Regions from separate parts of the Homo sapiens genome. Here region 1 is linked to region 2. A link is a contact called in ENCODE Hi-C or POLR2A ChIA-PET data. All regions are on one chromosome and are shown on one strand. Each heading gives the region's core, a stretch centred on a gene start or an enhancer-like site at or near the end of the contact. The rest is flanking DNA. Distances are from core to core; before and after follow the strand shown. Region 1 holds the start of ADGRG5 (adhesion G protein-coupled receptor G5). Region 2 holds the start of CX3CL1 (C-X3-C motif chemokine ligand 1).

The links. Hi-C counts contacts between places; a loop is a spot of excess contacts on that map. ChIA-PET counts read pairs that join two places held with the same protein, here RNA polymerase II (POLR2A). Pooled maps may share reads with other maps.
Region 1: POLR2A ChIA-PET joins it to region 2 with 11 read pairs in activated T-cell. The contact joins the promoter of ADGRG5 here to the promoter of CX3CL1 in region 2. A Hi-C loop is called at or near these places in 2 of 37 single-sample maps with no recorded cell type and 3 of 50 pooled maps. POLR2A ChIA-PET finds 5 or more read pairs at or near these places in 2 of 52 experiments (activated CD4-positive, alpha-beta T cell and activated T-cell).

The regions. Positions count from the first base shown.
Region 1 is chr16:57,540,863-57,545,028 of GRCh38, reverse strand. ADGRG5 (adhesion G protein-coupled receptor G5) reads right to left here and starts at 2,386. Exons shown (of 12, transcript NM_001304376.3): 1 at 2,328-2,386. RefSeq lists enhancers at 623-932, 2,437-2,606 and a silencer at 993-1,042.
Region 2 is chr16:57,371,042-57,375,469 of GRCh38, reverse strand. It overlaps CX3CL1 (C-X3-C motif chemokine ligand 1), which reads right to left and starts at 2,980. Exons shown (of 3, transcript NM_002996.6): 1 at 2,832-2,980. The coding sequence starts at 2,901.

The DNA of each region.
Region 1 (4,166 bases), core at 1,137-3,636, 170 kb before region 2:
AAGCAGGAGGATCACTTGAGCCCAGGAGTTTGAGACCAGCCAGAGTAACATAGGGAGACCCCATCTCTACAAAATTAAACATTAAAAAACCTAACCCAGCATGGTGGCATGAGCCTGTGGTCCCAGCTACTCAGGAGGCTGAGATGAGAGGATTACTTGAGCCTGGGAGCCGTGATTGTGACACTGCACTCCGGCCTGGGTGACAGAGTGAGACTTTGTCTCCAAAGCAAAACAAAACAAACAAACAAACAAAAAAACAGAAAGGTTTGGGGAGGCAAAAGAAGCTACTGAAGGAACTCATTCAGGAGAGATAACTCAGGCCCAGTAGTGGAGGACCTGACAGCACAGAAAGGATCTTGGGCCAATTTGTCCACCCCTTCACTATACTGTTGGTGAAACTGAGGCCCAGAGAGATAGATGGATTTGACCTGCAAGGTGTAAGACCAGGCTCTTACCCCCACTGGTTCCAGGCAGGCACTGAGGGAAGAAAAGCCTGACCCTACCACACAACTGAAGAAATTGAGGCCAAAGCAGAAGTGATACCTCCCCCAGGCACTCCAGATAGAAGCTGTGGTTTCCACCCCCTTTCCCAGGAGCAAACCACAGTCTTCACTTCTGCTTGCAACCTCCAAATTCCCCTCCACATCCCTTCAGAGAGGTCACCATGCACCATCCCCCCACACGCTGAGCCATTTCATTCTCCACCCTGCAATTCATTATTTGTGGCCTTCTAGGAAACAGCAATCCCTTATCTGACTTCCAGGATGGTTCCAGTTGATGGTGGGGAAACCGAATACTGCGTAAGAGGAGTCTGCTTGAGGTTCTACAGCAGGCCAGTGGGCAAGCTGGGACTCAAACCCAGGCCTCCACGGTCCAGGGCACTACCCCCTGCACACTGCAGCCTCCCAAAGATGGTTGGGCAGCTGAGTTGCTTTGCAGACAAGTAAGACTCTATTTAGGCCAATAGAGAAATGAGGAGCTGTGGAGCACAGGACAGAGCCTTTGGAAGATGAGAATTTGATAACCAGTTGCAGTATTCAGTGCCTAGGCTGTGTGACACTGGGCAGGCACCTGACCTCTCTGTGTCTCAGGTTTTCTCATCTGTAAAATGAGGCCAAGGAAATCTATTTCCCAGAAAGAGAAATTCAAACAACAATTTCCCTGATCCTCTCCTGGGAATCAGGCCCTGAGAAAGGTCCAGGGCTCTGATCAAAGTCCTTGGCCAGGAATACATCTGAGCACAAGGCTTGGGAACCCCTGCCTTCCTCCCTACAGCTGACCATGCACCCCCGAAGCCCACCTCTCCCCAGCAGCACGAAGGCCTACTGAGCCAGCCATTCTCCGCACACAGCCCCACCTGCCCCTGCCAACCACAGTCTGGAGCCCCTGCCCCTGGCCTGGGTGAGGAATCAATCAACCTGTGGTCTCTGCAAAAAAGCACTAACAGGCCAGGAACGGTGGCTCACGCCTGTAATCCCAGCACTTTGGGAGGCCAAGGCAGGTGGATCACCTGAGATCAGGAGTCCGAGACCAGCCTGACCAAAGTGGCGAAATCCCGCCTCTACTAAAATTACGAAAATTAGCCAGGCATGCTGGCTGGTGCCTGTAATCCCAGCTACTCAGGAGGCTAAGGCAGGAGAATCGCTTGAACCTGGGAGGTGGAGGTTGCAGTGAGCCGAGATCGCACCACTGCACTCCAGCCTGGGCAACAAAGCAAGACTCCGTCTCAAAAAAAAAAAAAAAAAAAAAAGCCCTAAGAAATGCTATAGTAACCCTATTTCCCAGGTTGGGAAAGAGAGGCCACCCTGGAGCCCAACAGGAAGTCTGTGACCAAGCCAGCAGCAGGTCCATTTACCTGAGACATGCTGTCCCCAGGATCCAATCCAGGTCACTCTGAAAGGAGCTGCACCTGCTCCAGATTGCCAAGCACAAACTGTGTGCCAGGTCCTCTACTGAGCCCCTGACAGCCATCCAAGGTGCAGGTTCCCAGACTCACCCCATTTTACAGATGAGAAACTGAGGTCCAGAAAAGAAACCTCTCTTCACTTGTCCCAGACCTCGCGGGGAAGCTAAGATTCGAGACCCATGCCTAACCACTTCTTAATTTAAATTGCCCCTCCTTCCAAAAGCACAGATCTCTACATTGCCCCAGATGTGGAGCTGCCAACCAGAAAGGGAAGGAGGGTGGGTCCCCAGCTTGCTCACCAGGATATCACCAGGTCTGTGCCCACCTGGACATGGGTATGGCCAGTGCCCACTGAGGGGCCTGTGGATAAGGACAGAGAACTGGGCAGAGGAGAGTGGGGAGAGGCCCGGAGGAGGCTGACCTGAGAAGCTGCCGCTGCCGTCTCAGCTGCTGTCTCGGCTGCTGTCTTGTAGCTTCTGCAGGAAGAAGGGGAAGTCGGGAGGCGTCTGTGGGTGGCCTCTCCCTTTGCCCCACACCTGCACCCCCACTGCACTTCTCTCTGCTCCCTTCACCCCAGGCCCAGGCACCACACTCTCACTTCACTTCTTCTTTCACCAGCAGCAGCCTCTTTGCTTCCTTCGAGCTGTCGGTCATGCCCTGGTCACCCTTTGAGGGTATCACCCCGTAGAGTCTGCAGCTACTTCCTGGGGTGGCTGCTCCTCTGTGGAGGTGCTCAAGGACATGGCAACGTGGCCTTATGCAGTGCGCAAGACCCACCTGAGCTCTGCACCTTTGGGCAAGACATGTTGCCCCTCTGGGCCTCAGTTTTCCCATCTATAGAAAAGGGAAAATGATCCCTGCCTGACCTGACAATTGATGGCATATTGATGATGGCAAAGACCTCAGGCAGCAGCTTGGTCAGACTGCCTGGGTTCAAGTACCAAGCCCACCACTTACTGGGTGGGTGACTTGGGGCAAGCCACTCATGCTCTCTGAACCTGTTTCCCCTCTGTAAAATGGAGATAATGACAGTACCATCTTGCAGGGCAGTGTGGGGCTTACAAAAGGTAAGGCTGGCAAAGTCACTGGAAGTGCTCTATGAAGCCGTCATATTTCACAGATGAGGGACCTGAAGCCCAGAGAGGACCTGGGCCTGGCCCAGAGTTGCCAAGTGGCAGAGCATGGTGGAGAGGGGCCTCCCTGGCCACAGAGCCCAGAAAACATGAGGCTGGAAAGCTGGCCAGCTTCTCCTTGAGCCAGGCAGCTGGATAGGCCTGTCCTGCATCAGCCATACCCTCTGAAGAGCTCTAAGGGAAAGCAAGGAGGTGTGTGTGGGGGATAGAGAGAGAGTGTTGGTAATGGGGAGACGGTGCTCTCTCTTGCCTGGGCCCCATCCAGACTCCTGGGAAAACTGACTCAGGAATGTGCTCTTCCAGCCCTGGGGGAAAGATGGAGAGGCAGCAAAAGGGAGAAACCAGACAGGTCCTAACATGGTCTCCCCGCTCTCTGCCTCACTGGGGCCCTTCCCGCATCAGCCCAAATACAGCTTGCAGGTAGTACAAGTGGCCTCTGCTGAAGCAGGAGGGAGCTGCTCCTTGGAGGGCAGCCAGGTCCCCACCCCAGCTGCACGGTGAAGGTTTTGCAGGGACACCGGTGCACCTGTGTCCTGACTCCTGGGCTACACTCCCTCTGGGTGACTTGGGCAAGCCTTGGCCCTTCTTTGCGCTTCGGTTTTCTTTGATCAGGATCCAGACCTTGACCTCCAGGCTCTTCCTTTCCGAGGTCACCCAGCTACCTCTAGGATTGCCATGCCAACCTCCTCCTTCCTCATGCTGAATGTGAGCCCAACTGGCTATTCTTAGGGCTCAGGAGGAGGCCCTGCCTACCCCATAGCCCCTCTAGCCTGGGTCTGTACCAGCCTCACTGTGCCTTGCTTCAGTTGGGGGCTAAGTTAGTGCCCGTTACTTAGCCCTGCACTCCTGATCCTGAAGCTCACTACCAAGATACTCTCCTGCTCAAAAGCCAGTGGTGAGGCTGGGTGCGGTGACTCAGGCCTGTTATCCCAGCACTTTGGGAGGTGGAGGCAGGCAGATTACTTAAGGCTAGGAGTTTGAGACCAGCCTGGGCAACATGGCAAAACCCCGTCTCTACTAAAAATACAAAAATTAGCCGGGTGTGGTGGCACATGCTTGTAATTCTAGGTACTCGGGAGACTGAGGCACAAGAATCGCTTAAACCCGGGAGGTGGAGGTTGCAGTGA
Region 2 (4,428 bases), core at 1,731-4,230:
GGCTGTCCCGGGTACTATAGGAGGTTTGGCAGCATCTCTGGCCTCTACACACTAGAGGCGAGTAGCTCAACTGAACCAAAAACATTGGGATATTTGTAACAAGTAAAAAATTTCTCTAGAAATTGCCAAATGGCCCATAGGGGAGCAAAATTACTCACTGAGGACCATTGCTCTAGAGATATCCACATGGCTCCCGCCCTCACCCCGCTCCAAACTGTGCAAAGCCACCTACTCAGTGGGCTTCCCTAACCCCCTATTTAAAATGTCAACACCTCTCTTCTCCCCTCTCTATTTTTCTTTTTCTTTTCTTTTCTTTCTTTTTTTTTTTTTTAAATGGACTCTCACTCTGTCACCCAGGCTGGAGTGCAGTGACACGATCTCGGCTCACTCCAACCTCTGCCTCCCAGGTTCAAGCGATTCTCTTGCCTCAGCCTCCCAAGTAGCTGGGACTACAGGCATGCACCACCACACCCAGCTAATTTTATATTTTTAGTAGAGACAGGGTTTCATGATGTTGGCCAGGCTGGTCTTGAACTCCTGACGTCAGGTGATCTGCCCGCCTTGGCCTCCCAATGTGCTGGGATTACAGGCATGAGCCCCTGCGCCCAGCCACCCCTCTCTATTTTTTTATCACAGTGCCTTTTCTCCTTCCAACAGACCACATTGTTTACTGATTTACTTTGTGTGTTATGTGTCCTCTGCAGTTGAATTACAGCACCTCGAGGGCTGAGGTCCTTGGCTGTTTTATTTATTGATGCCGCCCCAGTACCTAGAACCAGGTTTGTCACACAGTAGGTGTCCAATAACTATTTGTTGAATGAATGGACAAAATGCCTAAGGAAGCGCTTTGTGGCATAATACCTTAACCAACAGAAAAATGGAGGAATTTTTATTTAAATTAGACAGGGGCCTGGATCTGACACTCTTGAATTTATCCTCCCATGCCCTCCCCATCCACCCCCACTGCTAATGAGGCGGGTAGGCTATAGGAGCTTAAAACAGATTCGTTTTTTTTTCTCTTTCTTGCCAGGACTTGAGTGGGAGTGAATGCGTCAGCTCTTGGAGTGGGGGGGCAATGCTCTGCACTGACTCGTAGCTGCAGGTTTGTTATATAAAGTACAGAAGCCTCCTGCCTGACACAGCCCCACAAACCCACATTTGGGGACTGACGCAGCTGCCCCACACTAGTCAGGGCAGCAGCTACGAACCCCCCAGCCTCCTCTCGGGGTCTCTCTGGCTTCCAAACCACCCCCTTGTCCTACAGGGGCTCCCGAGGGCCTCTCAGAGCCATACATGTCAGCGTGGGAGAGGACTTCCAAGGTGAGCCTGGTCAAATGCCTAGTTTTACAGGAGGAGAAAGTGAGGCTGAGAAAGGTTCCAATAATGCCCAGGATCTTCCAGTAAAGCCAATGACCAAGATGAGGGCAGAAGCCTGGTTCTAAAGCCTCAGGCTGCTAGTCTGAGCACCCAGGGTCCCCCAGTGTCCCCTTTCCATCCTAGCCTAGGACCCTTCCCTCTCTCAGCTTAGTAAAAGTAATCCTCCTCCTCCGCCCTCTTCAAAACACCTCCATAGGCATTGGAACCTCGTCACCCTCCCCCAATCCACCGGAGAGGTAATAGCTATATTTAAAGATGCAGCAACTGGGACCAGAGGAGGCAAGACCCTGCTCACGGTCACATAACAGGACTGTGGCAAAGCAGCCGCCATCTGACTCCCTGCTTTCCAGATCTCACTGTCCGCAGACACCTCAGGCTTCAGGGCCCCAGCCCAGACAGCAGGAAGCCAGCAGGAATTTGCCTCCACCACTCTCACGTGCCCACCCACCCACACACCTGCTCCCTGCCCCAGGGTGAGTTTGCTCCATGGAAATATCTGGACAGTGGGGACTACTTCTCATTCTCCCAGACTTGCTGTGTGCCCACCTTCTCTGAAGGTCACCCTGCCAGATGGTGGGGGCACTCCCTGAGGAGGGGGCTGGCTAGCGGTTCATGGAGGTGATGTGGCCCACAGAGGTGGTGAGTGTGCATCTGTGCTCTCTCCTGCATTCAGTCCCATGTGTCTTACCTTCTCCTGCCCTACTTGCTGGCTGTGCATTGTCAGGCCAGTTTCTAAACCTCTCTGGGCCTCCATCTTATCCATATCAGGTAGGATGGTTAATTATGTACCCCTACCAGGTCCTGGGCTTCAGTAAGCAAGTGACTAGAGGCAAAAGCATTTTCTACACTGTGCTTGGAGGAGGAAGACAGCATGACGGGTAGACACAGGCAGAGCAACTGGGGCTATAGACTAGCACAGCAGTGGCAAGCCCCAACCATGAGCTGCAGTGACCTTGACCTTCACTGGTCCTGGGCCCCCTAATCCTGGGGGCTTTGAAAACAGGACAGGAGAAAGTCCCAACTGTGGCCTGGCCCAGGGCCAGGGCTGCGGGTTACACATTAACGCTTGATGGAAAGAGCCAGCCACTGTCAGCCAGGGCCTCCCACCCCAGTGCCCAGCAGGAGCTTCTGCAGGCTCTCTCCACCCCCGCCCTCCTGGCACACCCACACCTGGCTCCCTTATGCCACCCACACCACCTCTCTGTGCTTCCAGGCACAGCCACTTTGCTCGCTGGGCCAGGCAGGGCGGTCGCTGGCAACTGGAAATCTGTCCAGCGCTGCATCTGGGGGAAGCGAGGTGCCCAGCCCCCTCTCGCACATCCCTGGGGAAGCGGCTGCCACCGGCCTTGAGCTTTACCCAGGCAGGGTCTGGGGCCCCTGATGTCAGGCTTGAGGGATAGACAAGGGGCTGGGGGCTCCCTACCCTGTTTGTGCCCAAGTCAAGCCCCACTTACCAGCCAGCAGGACAGTCAGATGGCAGAAGGTGGCCAAGCGGAGCAGCCACGACAGAGATATCGGAGCCATGGCTGAGGGTGGGCAAGAGTCCCGGCGGGGGCCAGGCAGGCGGCTAGAGCCAGGCGGCAGAGCTCAGTGCTGTCCCCTTGCCGCCGCCAGAGATCTGTGGCTTTTTATAATGGGGTTGGCTGCCTCCGCCTCCAGCCCCCGCAGGCAGGAGGGTGGGAGGGGAGAGGAAGGGAGCCAGTGTGCAGCCGCTGGATTCCTCAGGATGTTGCCAAGGAACCAAGCCGGCTTTGTGTCCCTGGGCTTCTCACCATCCTAGGCTTGTCATACTGGGACCTTCCCCGGGAGGCTGGACTGGGCCTGCCTGGGTACAAAGGCCTCCTCTCCTGCCACAAGCTGGGAACATGCCCTAGGATCTGGCCTGGGGCCCTTGATCCTAAGTGGGCAACACACAAAAGGCCAGCAGGCCGTGGAATAGAGAGCGGGGCGCCAAGGGGCCGGGAGAGACTCAGGGCCCCTCCATCCTGGGTCTGACAAGCTCTTCTTTGATCCAGAGAATGCCTCGCCCACATCAGGATGGACCCCTAAATTTCCCCTCTTAGAATCCCAAGCTCCTGGGGGACCTTGTTGATCTATGCATCTCCAGAGCCCAGCAGGGAGCCTGAAGTCAGCAGGGGCTTGGTGCAGGGTCTGCTGAAAGAAGGATTGAGTCCAACTTCATATGGATAGATGGGGAAACTGAGGCCCGGAGCCACCCCAGGTTATCCACAGCATCAGAGTGGAGAACTCCCCTCCCACCACCATGATGAGCAGAATGTGGACAGCTCAGGACCCAGGAGAGAGCCCTGGCCTCCCTGCCTCCACCTCCCGGTCTCCCGCTCCCTGCTTTGCACCCACTCCCACCTCTGCTCTGGCCCCTGTTAGCCCAAAGAACAAGGTGGCTGCCAACCCATCCCCGATAACTCTGTGGCTCTTGGCTCCTCAACTCTGTAGCCGTGGCTTGGATAAGGCTTGCCTCTCGTGGGGCCTGAGTTCTCTATCTGCCCAAAGAGAGCATTGGGCTAGTGCAATGGGGAGAGGGCTTCCCAGCACCGGCCCTCCAACAGGCTCTCACCGAAGGGTGCAGAGGCTTGCCAGCCTTGGGAGCACATTAGAACACAGTCTGCCTTCATGGCAGCCTTCCCTAAAGGCAGTGGCAACAATCCCTGAGACTCCAGAAGAGTCAGCAGCTCTGCCTTGGTATAGGACTGAGCTGTACTGGTGTCTCCAGGCTGCCAATCTGAGGGAAACCAGTTGTGGAGCCAGCATCCCACGCTATGAGCCAGTTGGGCTGGGCAGAGGGGCCACAGATCCCAAGGCCAGGGACCTCTCTCTCCTCAACCACCCCCCCCCGCCCCCCCACCCAACCCAATGGGCTGCCTGGTGCATGGGGTTAGGGGTTAGGAGGCTAGATACTTCTTGAAGTAGCGGAACACCCTTGGCAGGAGCCAAGGTCCACTCATGCTCAGAGAATCTGTCCTGGCCTGTGCACATGGGAAGCTAGTAGCCTTCTCATTCCCAATGTCCAATCCCTCTTTTTATAACTGGTGA